Linked DNA regions of Homo sapiens: region 1 is linked to region 2. The links are chromatin loops, found by intact Hi-C in ENCODE. Cell type or tissue: Calu3. All regions are shown on one strand.

Region 1 (2,500 bases), 170 kb after region 2:
GGTGAAACCCCCGTCTCTACTAAAAATACAAAAAAATTAGCCAGGCATGGTGGTGCACGCCTGTAGTCCCAGCTACTTGGGAGGCTGAGGCAGAAGAACTGCTTGAACCCGGGAGTCGGAGGTTGCAGTGAGCCGAGATCACACCACTGCACTCCAGCCTGGGCAGTAGAGTGAGACTCTGTCTCAAAAAAAAAAAAATCCCATGTCAGGCTGCCCTCCATGTGAGAGAAGTCCAAGTCTAGCTAGAGTTGCTACTATTCTATGGCAGCAGATATGAGGGTTTGTTTAGGGAATGTTTTTGAGGATTTGAAGATCTTTCACTTGTAAGTTCCTCAGCTCTGTATAGACTTCTGTTCCATAGAGGAGTTAAAGCACAGTGGAATAGTGGTAGTGGCGTCTCTGAACCACTCTGCTACCTGTTCACCAACTAGCCTGCAAGCTCCTTGATGGCAGGCCCATGTCCTATATTTTACTTTATATTCCTTACAGCAGTGCTTTTCAAACTATTCATAGGAAAAACTCATTTTCCCTAAAATATATCGTGTATCAATACTTTTATAAAATACAATACCAATAAATTACTAGAAAAATGAAATAAAAACAAAAACACAAAATACAAGTGCAACTCTTTCATGATTATATTCAACAGACATAAAATTACTCTGACAAATTGTTAAGGTTTTGGAACACTTTCTTTCCATTTTATCCCATTCGATTCAAACCAACAACAAACAGTTTGTGGACCAGCAGTGGGCCATGGACCACACTTTGAATAATACCACCTGACAGGACTACCGCAGCACCCAGCTCATTGTAGGAATTCGATAAATCTTGGGTTTAATACAGCATTCCTATAGAATGTTTTCTACTTTGTGTTTTCACATCTATTTCCCTCTGCTATCCTCACACCACTTCCAGAGTTAAGTGGAGCAGATTTTGTCATTCCCATTTGGCAGAAGAGGAAGTTGAGTCACGCGGATTAAACGATTTCCCTGATCTGAAACAGCTACTTTATGTCAGAACCCCAAATTCGCCTCCGACTCTTACTGCATCTTGTGGCAGTGGCACTAAGAAAGCCTCCCAGTCAAAGAGTCCCACCAATTAGAGTAAAACCTGCCTTAGGTTTTCCAAATAATAGCAAGTTGCCTGCCTGGTGCAATAGAAAGAGTAGAGACTCAAATCTGGGCTTGAGCCAGTTTTACCTGTAATCCTGTCTCCTTATCTTTAAAGGAGATAATAGCAAATTCTCCCAAAGCTGCACTAAGAACTATATGGTGAATTAAATAGCCAGGCACGTAGTTCAGAAAGAATGATTGATATTAATTTTAGGCTCAGTTTAGAAGCCCTGCCTTGAAGAGTTTGCTCCTTAATCCTCATCACATGGAATGTGCGCCATCTACTGGTAGAGCAGGGAACATGGCTCTAGGAAGAGGCTTTGCTCTCCGTAGGAATCATGCCCTTTATTTCTTTTTTTGCATTGGCTGCTAGAAAGCTTGGAGCCAAATATTTGGTATTCCCCACCCCCGGCAAGTGAACAGGATTTTACAGATTGCATTTTATATTAAACTCACCTCTAGTTTCATTTTATTTTTCCTATCTGAAACCCTCCCGTGGCTCCCAAGCCATGGCTCAAGCAAGAGCAAAAGTCAAAGTCCTTACCTTAAGACTTCCATGTACACAGCTATGCATGATCGGGCCCCCTGTTAGTTCTCTGACCTCATCACCAACTACTCTCTTCCTTGCTCATACTGTTCCATTTTATTTTTTTCTTGACCAGATTATCTCATTTTTAAATCCATTTTGTAGTCACTTTGAATACCCTTTAGATTATGTAGAATAGTGATTTACTAAACTGGATAAAGTTTGACAAGAATATATTCTATTTTTTGTTATTGTTGATCTGTTATCCTGGCAACCTCTGTAATCTAACAATAGATACAAGAGTAGATAAGTTAACTCTAAAATATAATGCAGATAAAATAATTAAAATTTAAAATAAATCTTTATGACTCCAAGCCTATGTAGATTTAAGTGGCCACTGCCAATAGTACTGGGACACCATAACCTGAGTTAAGTGATATATGCATTTATTTATGTGCTGAACACTTACTGTGTGCCATTCACTGTTCCAGGTACAGAAAACTCTGTATCTTGGCCTGGGTTTCTTGGGGTTTATTCTGCTAGGGGTTTGGTCAGTTATTGAATCTGTAAGTTGTCTTTTCTCAAATTTTGGAAAATTTTTGTCATGATTTCTTCAAATACATTTTCAGCACCACACTTTTTTCTTCTCTCCTGCTGGGTCTCCTGTAACATGAATGCTATATCTGTTGTTATAGTTCCACAGGCTCTGTTCATCTTTTTTTTTTTTTTCCCAGTCTATTTCTGTCTGTTGTTCAAACTAGGTTATTTCTACTGTCTTATCATCTAGTTCTATCATTGTTTCCTCCATATTCTCCATTCTGCTGTTGAGCCCATCCAATGAGTTTTCAAAGTTTAGTTA
Region 2 (2,500 bases):
ATATATACTTGAATAGAATTACATACAATAAAAAGTTAAAATCCTTACTTCTCCTTCACTACCCCTCACTCTCCCACTCACCATAGATAAACATTTTTAACAGTTTGACGTGAGCCAGGCATCGTGTCTCATGCCTGTAATCCCAGCACTTTGGGAGACTGAGGGAGGAGGATTGCTTGAGCGCAGGAGTTCGAGACTAGCCTGGGCAACATAGTGAAACCCCGTCTCTACAAAAAATACAAAAATTAGCTGGGTTTGGTGGTGCGTGCCTGTAGTTTCAGCTACTTGGGAGGCTGAGGTGGGAGGATCATCTGAGCCAGGGAGGTCGAGGCTGCAGTGAGCCGTGATCATGCCACTGCACTGCAGTCTAGGTGACAGAGTGAGACCCTGTCTCAAAAAAAAAAAAAAGTAAAACCAGTTTGGGGTAAAACCACCTTCCAGACATTTTCTATCAATAAGTGCATGTACACTTTTAAAAAATATGAATTATATTATATACATTACTCAGAAACTGGCTTTTAAAATCAAATGGTGTTTCATAGCCAGAATTCCAAGTCAATATATAAAAGGTTATCTCATTTAATGGTTGCAAAGTATTCTACAGTATGAACAGAATAGTATTTATTAGATCAGTTCCCTATTGATGGACATTTTTGTTGCTTCAGTTTTTTACTATGTTGACAGACGCTGCACTATCCTTATACACCTTTGTGCACACACATGCTAGGATATCTGTAGGATAAATTCCTACAAGTGGAATTGCTGGGTCAAAGGGTGTTTGCATTAACATTGGTAGAACTCTCAAATTCTCACCCCCTAAGATTGTATCATTTATGCTCACAACCAAAAAGAGACTATTAAGGCCATTCATTATTACCTCTCTGCGCTTGGCTTCATTCTTCCTGTATTTGTTGAAGCAGTGGCACAGGATGTTCCCACAGCAGCAAGCCACGTGCACTAGAGGGCCCTCTTTGCCCAGGCTCAAGCCAGATGACACTGCCAGCACCAAGGTGATGGTTTTGATAACCAGAGTCCACTTACCCAAATAGCCCCTAATAATGAAACCACTCAAGATAGTTTTTATCTGCAGGTTAAACACAGAAAGATTGAATATAGACTAAGGAAGTCAACAAGGCTAAGAAGCAAAAATCTGGACCTCATTATAGAAACTGCACCTTTTGAATAAGTGACATATAAATGCTTGACCTACAGTGATCCCTGTTTGGAAGAGAGCCCAGGAGCCCAAGAAAGCAAGAACTGTTCTTTAAGCTTTCATGTTCCCCCTTTTTAGGGGGAGGGGAGTGATAGCTGGGCAAGGATGTATTGTAAGTATGAGAGTGTGCATATATGAAGGAGGAGCTGGAGAGGGAGGGATAGGTGTTTTCCTCATGTTACAACGTGGTAGCCCAAGAGGCATGTTTTGAGAGGACAAGGCTAATGTCCCTGAAACAACCTTAAAGGTTAGGTATAGTCTTGATTCCCTGGCTTAAAAAAAAAAAAAATTGTGACTTATTACCTGGTCAGGAAACAGGGAAGGGCAAAGTCATCCTGGTAACCTAAGTCTCAGTGTCTTTAGTCACTGTCAAGCAATCTAAGCCAAAAGTAGTTAGAAACAGGGTTTTAACCATCCCATGTAGCCTAAATCATATTGTGGGAAAGGTACCAAATGATTTTCTTTCTTTTGCCCTGAAAAAGCTGACAATAACACTGCTTTTTCAGGTCAGAATCTTGGGATATACTCTGGAAGCTTTTTGGATAGGGAACAGGGGAAGTTTTCCAGAGCCTGGCTCAACAGGAACCCTCAGGAGGCTAAGAATCAACTCCCTTTAATTTCCTGGTAGCCCAGGCTGAGAGGGACTTGTGGAAAGACCTAGGTCTTAGATGGCCTCAGGATCTGATCCTGTTTAACATTCATCAAATTGTGGTATGTGCTGGAATACATATTAAGAGATTTTAACCAAAAAGTATTCATATTGTAACCATTTATAAACCATTTTAAGAGACTCACCTCAGGGATTCCAGAGCCACAGGCATAAGGCGCAAACACCTTGACAAGAGATACGGCAAGGAAGGCAAATAGGAGAGCCCAGAGGACGTACATGAAATAATTGACTATGTAGGCAAAGGCTCCCTGGAACAGGGGGAAAAAGAAGCTTGTTTTAGCCTAGACAGCTTCAGTGAGACATGCAGCTCTTCTGAGTAATGTTTTTTCAGGAAAAAAAGTCCAAAAAAAAAAAAAACCACCGAGATTAAATTGTTCAAGACTTTTCTTTCTGAATTGTCAACTACTGAAACACTGTCAGGCCACTTAGTACTGAAAATGAGATGCTTTGCTACACCCAAAGGAAATTTACCATGGATTCTAAGGATGAACAAGGAAAAGAGCAAACGGAAAACCATGAAACAAAATTCTCTTTCTATATGAGTGCTTTGATGGGTTTTGTAGTCAAATATATATGATTCCATGTCATTTTACCAAGAGTCTTAAGAGCACCCCCCC

What was found. Hi-C counts contacts between places; a loop is a spot of excess contacts. Peaks named below come from ENCODE experiments on the same cell type or tissue, not always from the same donor. Only the 100,000 strongest peaks of a DNase experiment are listed, where the experiment ranks them.
Region 1: a loop joins it to region 2, with 12 times the contacts of the local background. A loop is called at or near these places in 60 of 110 quality-filtered maps.

The regions. Positions count from the first base shown.
Region 1 is chrX:49,914,714-49,917,213 of GRCh38, reverse strand. No RefSeq gene overlaps it. Among named protein-coding and RNA genes, the nearest start is that of CLCN5, 6.6 kb to the left of the region's middle. In Calu3, a CTCF peak has its summit at 1,408 (motif pointing left); a DNase peak (open chromatin) is centred at 1,393.
Region 2 is chrX:50,080,225-50,082,724 of GRCh38, reverse strand. It overlaps CLCN5 (chloride voltage-gated channel 5), which reads right to left. Exons shown (of 15, transcript NM_001127898.4): 8 at 2,009-2,131; 9 at 878-1,084. Among named protein-coding and RNA genes, the nearest start is that of MIR502, 67 kb to the right of the region's middle. In Calu3, no CTCF peak of the experiment used is centred here; a DNase peak (open chromatin) is centred at 964.